Linked DNA regions of Homo sapiens: region 1 is linked to region 2. A link is an interaction called in ENCODE POLR2A ChIA-PET data of the cell type or tissue named here. Cell type or tissue: PC-9. All regions are shown on one strand. Links, peaks and the distances in the headings refer to the core of each region. The heading gives the core; the rest is flanking DNA.

Region 1 (7,739 bases), core at 3,447-5,946, 240 kb after region 2:
AGGGCCCAATGTACGCCGACCCAGAGAGTGGGCGGGGGGGGGGCACTCGGAGGCCTGGAGCCCGGGAAGCGTCTGTTACCGAGAGTTTAAGATTCAAGAGATAGCAGGAAATATGCGAGACAGAGAAACTCAGAGAGATAGCAAGCCAGAGAGAAGCTGAGGAGGAAAGATGGAAACAGAGAGTGAAATAGAGACCCAGACGGGGAGGGGTTGCGCGGCTGGAACTCACAGACACACACGTCCTGAGAGACAGAGGCATGGGGAGGGGAGAATGATTATGCCTGTCCCCAGCCCAGCTCAGTGTCCCCAAGGAGATACTTGGCTGTGAGTGACTTCCCTGGTGCAATACCCCCAAAAGTAGGGGCATCCTGTGAAAAGAGACTCAGTGTCCAGGGCTGGGGTTCCAAAGGACGAATCCCGGGCCCCAGGCCTAGGACCCCGGACATGAACACTTGGCAGAGCTGTGGGGAGTGGCCCCAGGATTCCAGCTCTCCATCAAGCCCAAGGCTCAGCCCCTCTCTAGGGATCCCCTACTCACGTTGGCACCTCTGGCCCAGCCCCTGCTTGGCCTCCTTGGTCTCTCTTCTCGTCAAGAGAAGTTCCTGAAACCAGCTGCAGTCCAGCTTCTCTCCCCGAGCTCTGTCGTTAATGGCTCAGCCTCTGACAGGCCCGGGGGCTGGGGATTGCAACACCTTCCGAGCCTCCCTCCTGCCCTCCCTTGCGCCTTCGAGGGCACAGGCAGCCCCTTCCTCCCAGGAAGGAGCCTGTGAGGGAAGCTGGTGAGGCCCGGGCAGCCTTCCTGCCTTGGGGGTCTTAAAGGGCTGGGGAATGTGGCAACGATGTCCCCCTCCCCTGCCTCCGGATTTCCTGAGCTCAAAGCTTTGAGGCTGGGCAGGGCCCAGGCTCCCACCTGGCTGGGTGCCATCCTTATGCCCCCTGCCCTGGGGGAGCATCACTTGGAGGCAGGCCCTGGCTGGAAGGCTCACCCGGCCCTAAGCCTCTTTTCAGCTCTAGCCTTGGGGACCACATCTTCACAGTACTCAGAAGGGTGTGTTCCAGGTTCCAGGGAATTGTGTAACCCAATACTCACTGCTCCCCTCTTCATTACGTATTCTGTGCATTGCCCATAGACCAGGCAGATGGAGAAACAGGAATTCTGGGGGCAAGACAGGAGGACGTCTTGGTGAGGCACGGGGTCTTTATATGTTCACTAAAAATTAGGAATGTTTACCCACAATGGTTCTGCAACACTGAATATTTTGTAATTGAGTGAAATAGACTACATTTTATGTCTTTTATTGTCTGTATTCATGATTCTTCTAAAACTACAAATAATTTTCTTTGCATTTTCTGAGAAAGGTTCAAACTGCTCATAGTTTATTGGATTCATAACCCAAAAAAGGTTAGGTGCCAACAGACCAGCAGACTGTCCTTAACATATAATCCTTTTGAGGCATCTGGGTCTGGTGTGATGCTGCAGACCAGGGCTGTAGTTCTAGTTCCAAGTCAAATGACCTGACTGCCTGCTGCAACCCTCCCAAGATATCCCACAGGCTCTGCTCGCTCAGTGAGTCCCATGGACTCTCTTCTTTCCAAATATAACCAGAATCCTGGGTATTCACTGTAAAGTTCAACTTGGCTCTACGTTTGAATATTTTTATGATAATATTTGGAAAATATAAATATAACTGAAACCAATACTAGCCAGCTCCAAGCTACCCTCATCTATTGCCTAGATAATCGCAATAGCCCCCTGCCTGCTCTCCTGCTTCTATTTCATCCTTGTTCCCGCACCTGTCTGTAATTCCTTCAGCAGCCAGTGCGATATCAATCAAACAGAAGTCTGATCAGCCCATCCTCGTCCCAACCTTTCCAATGGCTCCTGTCTCATTCAGAGTCAAAGTCAAAGCCCTTTGGATGGTCTACAAGGCCCTACAAAACCTGGTATCCCTGTTACCTCCTGGATCCCTCTCCTGTTATTCTCCCCCTTGCTGCCTTGCTCCAGCTACTCTGTGTTCTTTGCTTCTTGAACTTGTTATGCTGTCTCTTGCCTCAGGGCCTTTGCACTTGCTGTTTCATTTGCCTGGACTCTTTCCCCCGCAAATAGCTACATGGGCTGGTCCCTCCCCTTCTTCAGGTCTTTGCTCAAATGTCACTTTCTCATTGAGGCCTTCTCTGAGCACCCTTTTCAAAATTTGCAAGCCCCTTCCCTCCCACTCCCTATCTCTCTCTCCCCCAAATCCCTTTTCACCATCTGATATTGGCTGTCTCAATCCCCACTAGACTGAAAGTTCCATAAGAGCAACAGTTTTTATCTGTTTTGTTCAAAACTTTATCTCCAGTGTCTATAACACTGCTTGCCACACAGTAAGGCCTCCATGCGTGTTTGTTGAATGAATGATCAACTGGATGAATCTTCCCCCACTTCACCAAATCTGTCTCTAATCCCCACGTACCTTGTCATGGTGAATTAACCACCATCCCCTCCTCTCCCTAGTCATGCAGCTCAGGGACTCAGGAGTCATTCCTTACAACCCTTTCTCCACATTCCCATGTCCAGTCAGTTCTTTTAGTTCTTTTTTTTCTTTCTTTCTTTTTTTTTTTTTGAGACAGAGTCTCACTTTGTCACCCAGGCTGGAATGCAGTGGCGCGATTTTGGATCACTGCAACCTCTGACTCCCAGGTTCAAGTGATTCTCCTGCCTCAGCCTCCCAAGTAGCTGGAATTACAAATGCCTGCCATCATGCCTGGCTAATTTTTGTATTTTCAGTAGAGATTGGGTTTCACCATGTTGGCCAGGCTGGTCTTGAACTGCTGACCTCAAGTGATCCGCCCACCTCAGCCTCCCAAAGTGCTGGTTTTATAGGCGTGAACCACCGCACCTGGCCTTCTGGTCATTTTAAATTTATTTTTTATTTTTATTTTCATTCTTTTTTTTTGAGATGGAGTCTCGCTCTGCCACCCAGGCTAGAGTGCAGTGGCGCGATCTCGGCTCACTGCAACCTCTGCCTCCCAGGTTCAAGTGATTCTCCTGCCTCAGCCTTCTGAGTAGCTGGGACTACAGGCACGCACCACCACGCCCGACTAATTTTTTTGTATTTTTAGTAGAGACAGGGTTTTGCCATGTTGGCCAGGCTGGTCTCGAACTCCTAGCCTCAAGTGATCTGCCTGCCTCGGCTTCCCGAAGTGTTGGGATTACAGGCATGAGTCACCGCGCCTGGCCCCAGTCAGTTCTTAATGAAGGAGAATGGGCCTTTTGTTCATCATTCAGAGAACTTGCTCCTGGAGCAGGTGCAGGGACACAATGGTGAGACACAGTTTTAGTTCCTGCCTTTATGGAGCTCCCGTCTCAGCCTTGCCAATGGCCCTGCAATCCTTCTCCTCTCCCTGTCTTTCTTCAGAGGCCCGTCGTCACATCCTAACTCCTGAACCGGACATGCAAGTTACCCTCGCCTCCCTCTCCTGCCTCACCAGCCCCTGCTTCCTCAGATCCAGCCCGTCATGCTCCGGTCATGCCAAATTCACTAGTATTTCCCTGCCTGCCCCAGGCTCTGGAACAACCCTGTGCCTTTCTTCTGCGGAGCGCCTGTCACCTCCTGCTGGCTGAGTCCTGTTCCTGACCCAGTTCAAGCATCCAGCCTGAGCTCAGCATCCCTCTGGGCTTCCACACCTTAGTCAAGCTGAATTAGGGGCCCTTCTCCCCATTCATCCTGTAATACTGTAGTAGGCTGTTGGCCGCCTGCCTCCTCCATTATACTGTGAACTCTTTGAGGGCAGAAACTGTATTCTCACCTCTGCCTCTCTAGCCTCAGTACAGTGCCGGACACACAGAGGATACTCAATGCATATCTGTTGGGCTGCAGAACCTTGGAGATGGTGTTTACCTCTTCCAAGCCTCTGTTTCCTAATCTGTCACAGTGATAATAACTCCTCCCAGGGATTTTGTGATAATTAAATTAGCTATCAGAAATACAATGCCTAGTATGGTAACCAGCGCATAGTAGGTGTTCAATAAAGTTGCTTTCCTTTGTTCCCTTCTGCATAATTCAATATTTAGGAGGGAGATTCTACTATTCTCCTTTGTGCTCCATTCTCTGTTGAGGACCTGCACCAGGAAATGGAGCTGCAGCAGCCAGAATAAAAGTTAGATTTAAGGAAATGAAAGTTAGATTTAAGGAAGAGCTTTCTTTAGAGTGTACTGAGGTTAAGATGATGAGCTGAGGAGTCAGGCTGCTTCAATTTGCCACTTGCTGCCTGTGTGACTCCAAACAAATGTTTAATCTCTTTAAGCCTCGGTTTTGTCATCTGTAAAATGGGGCTAACAGTATTGGCTTCATAGGATTCTTGAGAGAAATCAGTGACCGTAAGGCTTGTGGAACACAGCCAGGAACACAGTAAATGCTTAATAAGTGTTTACTATGGTGCACTGAAGAGCACAAGACAGACGAGGAGTCATCCCCTCTACCCGCACCCAGTGTCGGCTTTGTGGATACTTCCTCTTCCAGCTGTCCTGCCTCCCGCCCCTCCTCCATCAGACAAGGCCTCTGTGTGTTGGAAACCCTGGGTAAGGGAGTGCTGGTGAGGGAACCCTATTCTTGGCAGCCTAGCTACTGAGCCCCGAGTTGTTTCTGTTTCTGTTACTGCCTGTGATGTGTGGGGCTTCTGGGTAGGTCAAGGAGCAGCTTGTTTCAGAGGGGCCGGGGCGGGGTCCAGGTGGGCAAGCTGGGGTGAGTGCCCGGAAGTTGAGGCTGTGGTGCTCAGCTGCCAGGGCCGGGGTTGGCTGGAATACAGCAGGCAGCTAAGATTGTGCAAACAGGTCATTGTGCAAACGCGCCCCTGTGTGTGACCTCGATTGTGCAAACAGGTGTTTACTGGAGGCTGCTCCGCTTGGACAGCCCACTTACAAAAAGCCCTTGAGCTGTTGACTTAGAAAGAAACTGGACACTCCTTCTTCCCTGAACCCACCCTGAACTTTCCGCCTCCTGGCCTTTGCTCAGGCTGTTCTCTCTGCCTCGAGTGCCCTCCCTCACCTCCACCTCAACTTGCTGAAATTCTACTCATTCTTCAAGGCTCAGAGAAAATGCCACTAAGTCTTTTTTTCTTTTTCTTTTCTTTTTTTTTTTTTTGAGACAGAGTTTCATTCTTCTTGCCCAGGCTGGAGTGCAGTGGCGCGATGTTGGCTCACTGCAACCTCCTCCTCCCAGGTTCATGCGATTCTCCTGTCTTAGCCTCCCAAGTAGCTGGGATTACAGGCGCCTGCCACCATACCTGGCTAATTTTTGTATATTTAGTAGAGAAAGGGTTTCACCATGGTGGCCAGGCTGGTCTCGAACTCCTGTCCTTAGGCAATCCGCCTGCTCGGCCTCCCAAAGTGTTGGGATTATAGGCGTGAGCCACCGCACTGGGCCACTAAGTCTTTTTTCATAAGCTTTCTCCTCATTTGTAGAGTGTGTCCTGTGGTATACCTTCAGTGTCCTGATGATGTTTTACCTTATGGCGCTTTCCAGATCTGTAACTTCAAGGATCTTTCCTTATTCATCCCTGAAAGGTTGGGAAGCTGAGGCCCAGAGAGGGAACGTGACCTGCTCATGTCCCACAGCCATTTTGAGGCTGAGCTGGGCTCTAAATAAGGCTTCTGCATTTTCTGCCACACTCACCACCACTCTTTCAGGCCCCATCCACCTCTGACCTCGGACCTTTGCTCTAACCACTTGGTTGAGGTGGGAACTGAACAGATGGGTGGGACTTGTATGGAAGAGGGGAGGTATGCTGGGCAGGGGAACAGTGAGAACAAAGACATGGAGGCTGGAATGGGTGCCATAACAGAGGTAGAAGGTGGCCCAGGCCTGGGAATGACGGTGGTGGTGGTGGTGGGGAGGGAAGGCCTGCATTCTAGACCCACAGATGATATTGATGCTGCATGACCCTGAGTAGCACCTCATAGTCCTGCCTCTCAGACCCCCAGCTCCCCTTGAAGCTCCACACACATCAAAACTAAACACGCCTCCCAGCTGAGCTCCTCCATGTTTTCTCCTAAAAACCTGCTTTTCTGTCCTGGTGAATCCAGAAACTTAAACTGGTCCTGAACACCTCCCTGCTGGTCACCCCCTACATCCAGTCTGTCGCTCCTTCCAGTGCGATTTGTCCCTTCTCTCCCACCTTATGGCCCCTGCAGGAAGCCAGTCCATCATTGTTGTCTCCTTGGATGACGTCTCGGCTTCCTCCTGGTCTCCCTGCCTTCATTCCTGGGATACACCCTTGCTATACTTAGCTGGAGTGCTTCTTCCAAATTGTGAATTCCAGTATGTCACCACCCAACAGAAAATTGGCTGGACGCTGTGGCTCATGCCTGTAATCCCAGCACTTTGGGAGGCCAAGGCAGGTGGATCACCTGAGGTCAGGAGTTCGAGACCAGCCTGGCCAACATGGTGAAACCCCATCTCTACTAAAAATACAAAAATTAGCCAGGCGTGGTGGTGGGCACCCGTAATCCCAGCTATTCGGGAGGCTGAGGCAGGAGAGTCACTTGAACCCGGGAGGTGGAGGTTGCAGTGAGCTGAGACCATGCCACTGCACTCCAGTGTGGGTGACAAAAGCAAAACTCCTTCAAAAAATAAAAAAAAAAGGCATCCATCCATTGGTTCCTCGCTGTCCATGGGCTAAATTTCTAAGTCTTCCTCATGTCCTTTGAGGCCCTTCAAAACCAGACCCTGAAGGGGTGGCCTGCCCCTCCACACCTGTGGGTGTTTCTCATCGGACTGACAAAAGAGAGAGACACAGAAACAAAGTATAGAGAAGGAAAAGTGGGCCCAGGGGACTGGTGCTCCAGAGGACCCGCGAAGGCACGGGTCTCTGAGTTCCCTCAGTATTTATTGATCATTATCTCTACCATCTCTGAGAGGGGGTTGTGGCAGGACAGTAGGGTAATAGTGGGGAGAGGGTCAGCAGGAAAACATGTGAACAAATGTCTCTGTATCATAAATAAGGTTAAGAAAAAGGTGCTGAGCTTTGATGTGCACATACATAAACATCTCAATGCATTAAAGAGCAGTATTGCCACCAGCATGTCTCACCTCCAGCCTTAAGGCGGTTTTCTCCTATCTCAGTAGATGGAACATACAATCGGGTTTTACACCGAGACATTCCATTGCCCAGGGAGGAGCAGGAGACAGATGTCTTCCTCTTATCTCAACTGCAAAGAGGCCTTCCTCTTTTACTAATCCTCCTCAGCACAGACCCTTTACAGGTGTCGGGCTGGGGGACGCTCAGGTCTTTCCCTTCCCACGAGGCCATATTTCAGACTATCACATGGGGAGAACCCTTGGACAATACCTGGCTTTCCTAGGCAGAGGTCACTGTGGCCTTCTGCAGTGTTTTGTGTCCCTGGGTACTTGAGATTAGGGAGTGGTGATGACTTTTAACAAGCATGCTGCCTTCAAGCATTTGTTTAACAAAGTGCATCCTGCATAGCCCTAAATCCATTAAACCTTGAGTCGACACAGCACATGTTTCTGTGAGCACAGGGTTGGGGGTAGGGTTACAGATTAACAGCATCTCAAGGCAGAAGAATTTTTCTTAGTACAGAACAAAATGGAGTCTGTTATGTCTACCTCTTTCTACATAGACACAGTAACAGTCTGATCTCTCTTTCTTTTCCCAACATTTTCCCCTTTTCTTTTAGACAAAAACACCATTGTCATCATGGCTTGTTCTCGATGGTCGCTGTCTCTTCGGAGCTG
Region 2 (7,739 bases), core at 2,089-4,588:
CTGGAGTGCAGTGGCACGATCTTGGCTCACTGCAACCTCCACCTCCCAGGTTCAAGCGATTTTCCTGCCTCAGCCCCCCGAGTAGCTGGGATTACAGGCACACGCCACCATGCATGGCTAATTGTTGTATTTTTAGTAGAGACAGGGTTTCACCATGTTGGCCAAGCTGGTCTTGAACTCCAGACCTCAGGTGATCCGCCCACTTTGGCCTACCAAAGTGCTGGGATTACAGGCATGAGCCACGGTGCCCAGCCTCCTTCATCTTTTAATATTTAAAAAAATTATTCTTTTCTTTCAGGCCTTCATTTTTGTTCATCTCCTCAGTTGTTAACTGGTCTGACCCTGCCATATCTTTATTTGTTGGTGGCTTTGACTGAGTTTTGAATACTTTTATTGTAGAGATGGGGGTCTTGGTTTGTTGTCCAGGCTAGTCTCGAACTCCTAGCCTCAAGTGATCCTTCTACCTTGGCCTTCCTAAGTGTTGGATTGCAGGCCAGACCCATTGCACCCAGCCTCAGCCTCTTTTTTTTTTTTTTTTTTGTGAGACAGTTTTGCTTTGTCACCTAGTCTGGAGTACAGTGGTGCAATCATGACTCACTGCAGCCTTGACCTCCTGGGCCCAAGCGATTCTCAGCCTCCCGAGTAGCTAGGACTACAGGCATGCTTTATTTTTTTGTAGAGACAGTCTCATTTTATGGCCCAGGCTGGTCTTGAACTCCTGGCTTCCAGCATTTTATATTTCTTTGTATCCTCTGTAGTTGTGCTAGTTTCAGTAAATTCTTATGTATGTGAGGGCTCACTTGATTTATACTTGTGTCTTCACTGTTGCCATGCTTGCTCAGATGTTTATTATCTTGGGGCTCAAACTTACCTATTGAGCAAACATGATGAAATCTACCATGTACCAGGCATTGCGTTAGGTGTTGGAGGAGATACAAGATAAATATAAGGCACAGTCCCTATTCTTTTTCTTTCTTTCTTTTTTTTTTTTGGAGACAGTGTCTTGCTCTGTTTCCCAGGCTGGAGTGCAGTGGCGTGATCCTCAGCTCACTGCAGCCTCTTTCTCCTGGGTTCAAATGATTCTCCTGAGTAGCTGGGACTGTAGGCATGCACCACCACATCTGGCTAGTTTTTGTATTTTTAGTAGAGATGGGGTTTCACCATGTTAGCCAGGCTGGTCTCAAACTCCAGACCACAGGCTGTCCACCTGGGCCTCCCAAAGTGCTGGGATACAGGTGCAAGCCACCGCACCCAGCCAGCACAGTCCCTTTTTTTTTTTTTTTTTTGAGATGGAGTCTCGCTCTCGCCCAGGCTGGAATGCAGTGGCGCAAGCTCCGCTCACTGCAAGCTCTGCCTCCCAGGTTCATGCCATTCTCCTGCCTTGGCCTCCCGAGTAGCTGGGACCACAGGTGCCCGCCACCACACCTTGCTAATTTTTTGTATTTTTAGTAGAGACAGGGTTTCACCGTGTTAGCCAGGATGATCTCCATCTCCTGACCTCGTGATCCACCTGCCTCTGCCTCCCAAAGTGCTGAGATTACAGGCGTGAGCCACTGCCCCCAGCCCCACAGTCCCTATTCTTAAGGGACCTTCATGTTTAGTGGGAGAGACAGTTAATTACAATACAGGATGATAAGGGCAATAGTAGAACCTGGAATGAGATGCTCACTGACTCCTTCTGGAGAATTAGGGGAAGGTTTTACAAGAATTTACATTTGAGCTGTTGCTGGAAGGTTTCGAATAAGCGAAGCAGGTGGTGAGTGTGTGTGTGTGTGTGTGTGTGTGTGTGTGTGTGGTGGAGGTTGAGACAGGAGTGGTGGTTTGGTGAGAGGAGGCTATTCAAGGCAGTGGGACGAGCATGTCTAATGGTGTGGAACAGGAAAGTTCATTCTAAAAATGTAGTTTGATTAAGGGTAGAAGCATAGGAGTCAGTGGTAGAAGGTGGAGCGAGTAGAGCAGGATTGCAGTGTGCTTGTATTGAATTTTATGCAGTAAGCAGGAAGGACCTTTAATTGGAGGAATGACATGATCATATTTGTGACAGGTTATTCTGGCATCAAATTTGGTCTCTTGTTTATAGACGAAAGCAATCTAGAGAAGTTGGTTATCCTGGTGTAACGCCTTGGGTTAAATGGGTTATTAATCAAGTTTGGATGAAAATTTTTACAAAATTCGGCAATTACATAAGGTAGACTCTGGATATATTATCGACATTTCCAACTCTAAAATTAATAATTTTTTACTGACTGAAATTTCCTTCCAAATAGGCCCTTAGTGAATTAGGCATACTTTTTTTTTTTTTTTTTGAGACAAAGATTTGCTCTGTCGCCCAGGCTGGAGGGCAGTGGCGCGATCTCAGCTCACTGCAACCTCCGCCTCCCGGGTTCAAGCAATTCTTCTGCCTCAGCCTCCCAAGTAGCTGGTACTACAGGCGCCCGCCACCACACCCAGCTAACTTTTGTATTTTTAGTAGAGACCAGGTTTCACTATGTTGGCCGGGATGGTCTGGATCTCCTGACCTTGTGATCCGCCCGCCTTGGTCTCCCAAAGTTCTGGGATTACAGGCGGTATATTCTTATAATCAGAGATTTAGCATCCTCTGTGTTCTCTAGTAGAGTACAATTTAGCCACGTAATAGTGAGATTATTTAGGAATGTTTTCTAAGACTGACTTTATAAGACACATTAAAAAAATATACCTTAGAGGCTGGGCACAGTGGCCCACGCCTGTAATCCCAGCACTTTGGGAGGCTGAAGCGGGCGGATCACTTGAGGGCGGGAGTTCGAGACCAGCCTGGCCAACATGGCGAAACCCAATCTGTACTAAAAATACAGAAAATTAGTTGGGCGTGGTGGTGCGCGCCTGTAATCCCATCTATTGGCGCAATCTCAGCTCACTGCAACCTCCACCTCCTGGGCTCAAGCGATTCTTGTGCCTCAGCCTACTGAGTGGCTGGGACTGTAGGCGTGTGCCACCACGCCCAGCTAATTTTTGTATTTTTAGTAGAGATGGGGTTTTACCATGTTGGTCAGGCTGGTCTTGAACTCCTAAGCTCAAGTGATCCGCCCACCTTGGCCTTCCAAAGTGCTGAGATTACAGGTGAGTCACCGCACCTGGCCTGAATGTTCTTAATGTCACTGAACTGTACATATAAAAATGGTTAAAATGGGCAGTTGTATGTTATGGCACTGGAGATATAAAAAGGAATTTGATCTGATACCTGCCCTCAAGGAGTAGTTTACTTTAGTAGTAGTGCATGACCACTGGTTTTCAAGGAAATAGAGGCTCAAGTGATAAGGAAATGCTGGTAGCTTATAAAAGTTTTGTAATGTGATAAAAAGATAAGTTCTGGGAAAGTAGTCATTATGAGTTCTTGACAGTTCAGTCTGATCTACTGGACCGGGATAACTCAGATGGGAAAGTTACTTTTCCCCAACCTCTCTGCACAGCCCGAGAGCATGAGTTTAAAAACCATTGGTCTAGGTAGAAACGTTCAGGTGCATCAGTTGGCATGTTTGATTCCTCTCTGTGTTGTACATTGAGACCTTGAGGCACAGAATGATAGGGTTATTTAAGGAGCAGACTCATTCAACCTGGAATTAGGCATAGGCTTGGGTTTGTCGTTGACAGAGCCTACTGCTCTTTTTACAGGTTTTCAAGATGGAATTAGTGTCTTATGTTCCGAGTTTGCTATAAAGCTAAATTCTGAATTCGCATGAGAATGTAATTGTTTAATGACCACATGACTACCCAAACCAGCTTGTTGAAGTCGTGTCTTTTCACTGTCATTTTGATACTGGCCCAATTAACAATATTTATTGAGTACTCCTTTGTGCCAAGCACTTTTCTGAGAACTTTATACATATATTAATTTATTCGGTGTTCAACAACACTGTGAAGTAGGAACAGTTTTATAGATAAGGGACCACAGATAGTGAGATTTAATTAAGTCACTTATCCGGGGTCTCACAACTAGTAGTTGGTGGAGTTGGGAATCAAACATAGGCTTCAGAGCCAGATGTGCTCTTATTATTTATTGAGGAGTTCAGTTGCTTTGGAAATTGCTTTGGGATGACTAATTACTGACTTTTATTTGTTTTACTATGAGTTGCTGGGCATAAATATTAAAAAATATCAGTTCCTACCATTTGGGAGTCTTACAGTTTTGAGAATTACTATTCATGAGGGTTTATTTTTATTTTTATTTATTTATTTTTGAGACGGAGTTTTGCTCTTGTTGCCCAGGCTGGAGTGCAGTGGCGCTATCTTGGCTCACTGCAACCTCCGCTTCCCGGGTTGAAGCAATTCTCCTGCCTCAGCTGCCCAAGCAACTGGAATTATAGGCATGTGCCACCATGCCCCGCTAATTGTGTGCTTTTAGTAGAGACGGGGTTTCACCATGTTGGTCAGGCTGGCCTGGAACTCCTGACCTCAAGTGATCCACCTGCCTTGGCCTCCCAAAGTATATGTTTACAGGCATGAGCCACCGTGCCTGGCCAAGGTTGATTCTTAGTGGCCATCTGCACTAAATGCATTTGTTAGACAAATGATGAAGAAAAGGGGTTGATAACCTTTCCAAAGGGTCAGATACTTTAGGCTTTGCTGGCCAAGAGGCAAAGTTGAGGCTACTCTGTGGGTACTTACATGACAAGAGAGAAAACAACTTTGCACAAAGTTTTTATTTCAAAATACAATAATCAGGCTAGGCACCGTGCCTCACACCTGCAATCCCAGCGCTTTGGGAGGCTGAGGCGGGCAGATCACCTGAGGTCAGTTCGAGACCAGCCTGGCCAACATGACGAAACCCTGTCTCTACTAAAAATACAAAAAAATTAGCCAGGCATTGTGGCGCAAGCTTGTAATCCCAGCTACTTGCAAGGCTGAGGCACAAGAATCTCTTGAACCCGGAGGACAGGGGTTGCACTGAGCCAAGACCATGCCACTGCACGCCAGCCTGGGTGACAGAGTGAGACTCTGTCTCAAAAAATATATATAGATAGGCATATATATATATATATATATATATATATATATATATATATATAAATGTAAATAATGAGTATAATTTTTGTAGTAACAGGGCTATAAGAATGGAATTCTGCTTTTGGGGAGTACAATTTCACTTAATTGGGTTTCCAAGTTAGCAGTGCCTTTCAAAATTGATGGCAAATATTTATTTGTTAATGCTGATCTGTCGTGAAGTTTTATGTGTGTCATCTTTGAAAATGTCTTCACACAGATTGGGTACTGCCAAATACATTAATCATTGAGCATGTGATTTTAATTGAGCAGATTTATCTTTTGGAAGGCACAGAAATGTGTTAGATTCTTGATATTTGTCTTTTAGCATACCATAACATTGCAGATAAATCGCTTCCAATTGAAGATTAGATGGAAGCTCCTTAGCTGCACAGTTAGACAGATTTTGAAATATGGAGATTTAGTTTACACATGCATTAAGGTTGGAAATATGCTGGAACTGTAGTTTGAGCTCAGAAGATCTGCTTCAGATTTGTGTGGGTATGGAGATATCACTTCTTGTTCAACTTTTGACAGTATGAGAAGTGAATAAAGTAATTTGACATTTCTTGAAATTGAAACATTTATTGTCATTAGTATTATTTTATTACAGTATGTGTTTCCCATAGAAGTGCTGTTTTGACTTCTAATTTTGTTTTATTTCTTTGAGACAGAATCTCCCTCCGTCAGCTAGTCTGGAGTGCAGTGATGAGATCATAGCTCACTGCAACTTCAAGCTCCTGGGCTTAAGCGAGCCTCCTGTCCCAGCTTCCTGAATAGCTGGGACCACAGGCGTACACCATTGAGTCAGGCTAATTTTTTTTTTTTTTTTTTTAGTTTTTGTAGAGACGGATCTTGCTGTGTTCACTAGGCAGGTCTCAAACTTCTGACCTCAAGCTGTCCTCCTACCTTGGCCTCCCAAAGTGTTGGGATTACAGATGTGAGCTACTGTGCCAGGTCTTTGTAATTTTAAACTGTATTCATTAAGAAACATTATCAACTCTGCAGCAAAAGCTAACTTCAAAGCTATTTGGTATCCGCAACAGTAATAGTGGTTAAGGGTGGTTCTTGTTGAAAAATTTCATACTCAGCCCTGAGCTTTTCAAGAAACATAAAATTTTTCTGCTTCTAACTCATCAAACTGCCGTGTGGTAGGGCAAGTCAGGATATTCACCTTCTTTTTCTCAGCACTGCACTCCAGCCTAGGTGACGGAGACCACGTCTCAAGAAAAAAAGTCTGCAGAGAAACTGCTGATAAATAACCTTACATTTTCACAACGTTTGCCAGTTTTTCCAACTAAGTCCTTTTCTTCTCCACAGATATTTTTTACCGTCATTTGCTTTCTTGTAAGTTGGGAATATTGGTAAGATCAATGTATGTTATATTCTTGGCATATCTGTGGTGTCATTTCATAATAAACACAATGATTTGCTATCAAATTCAATAACAAAATGATTCACACTTCACACTGTGCCTTAAAAGGGTAACATCAACATCTGCTTTTCTTGTTTTGATGTGATGGATATGCACTGGTAATTAAAAATAATAATAAAATGTGATACTGCCTATGCATGGTATGTGAAATGCTGTTGAGTTATAACTGTGTCACTGCAATTTGTAGCAGAGCAAAGCAGTGAGACCACTGAAGGCAGTCCCTGTTGCAGCTACTCAGATCTCCTGTCTTAGTGTGCAAGTAGCCATATGTAAATGAATGTGACTGTTCCTATAAAATTGTTTATGGGTGTGTAAATTGGAATTTCCCCAGCCCAGCAGCTAATCTGGGGGAAAAAAAGAAGTTGGAATGTTGTATAATTTTAACCTCTAATGAAGTATTTTTTTGATAAAAAAAAATTTTTTAAAACAGAAACCATTCTTAGCTCATGGATGGTACAAAACCAGACAATGGGCTAGATTTGGTCTGTGTGCCTTAGTTGCCATCCCATATTACAGAAGGCTCTGTATACATGACTTATTTGGAAGTGATCTGTTTTCTCTCCAAACCCATTTATAGTAATTTCACCAGTCTTGGATCAATCTTGGTTTCCACTGATACCATGAAACCTACTTGGAGCAGACATTGCACAGTTTTCTGTGGTAAAAACTAAAGGTTTATTTGCTAAGCTGTCATCTTATGCTTAGTATTTTTTTTTTACAGTGGGGAATTGCTGAGATTACATTTTGTTATTCATTAGATACTTTGGGTTAACTTGACACTGTCTTCTTTTTTTCGCTTTTAATTGCTATCATCATGCTTTTGAAACAAGAACACATTAGTCCTCAAGTATTACATAAGCTTGCTTGTTACGCCTGGTGGTTTAAAGGACTATCTTTGGCCTCAGGTTCACAAGAGTGGGCAAAGTGTTTCCTTATGTTCTGTAGTTCTCAATAAAAGATTGCCAGGGGCCGGGTACTGTGGCTCGCACTGTAATCCCAGCACTTTGGGAGGCTGAGGCTGGCGGATCATGTGAGGGCAGGTGTTCGAAACCAGCCTGGGCAACATAGTGAGACCCTGTCTCTATTTAATTAAAAAAAAGAATGCCAGGCCAGGCGCGGTGGCTCATGCCTGTAATCCCAGCACTTTGGGAGGCTGAGGTGGGCGGATCATTTGAGGTCAGGAGCTTGAGACCAGCCTGGGTAACATGGTGAAACCCTGTCTCTACTAAAAATACAAAAAAAAAATAGCTGGGTGTGGTTGTGCATGCCTGTAATCCCAGCTACT

The links. Peaks named below come from ENCODE experiments on the same cell type or tissue, not always from the same donor. Only the 100,000 strongest peaks of a DNase experiment are listed, where the experiment ranks them.
Region 1: POLR2A ChIA-PET joins it to region 2 with 29 read pairs; 2 of 35 experiments call an interaction of 5 or more read pairs at or near these places.

What each region holds. Positions count from the first base shown.
Region 1 is chr1:36,482,273-36,490,011 of GRCh38, forward strand. It overlaps CSF3R (colony stimulating factor 3 receptor), which reads right to left and starts at 641. Exons shown (of 17, transcript NM_000760.4): 1 at 539-641. In PC-9, for the core only: no CTCF peak of the experiment used is centred there; DNase peaks (open chromatin) are centred at 4,509 and 4,849; H3K4me3 peaks cover 655 bases; H3K27ac peaks cover 2,412 bases.
Region 2 is chr1:36,247,926-36,255,664 of GRCh38, forward strand. All of the region lies in intron 1 of THRAP3 (thyroid hormone receptor associated protein 3), which reads left to right. Among named protein-coding and RNA genes, the nearest start is that of THRAP3, 27 kb to the left of the region's middle. RefSeq lists enhancers at 403-697, 463-757. In PC-9, for the core only: no CTCF peak of the experiment used is centred there; no DNase peak of the experiment used is centred there; H3K27ac peaks cover 1,899 bases.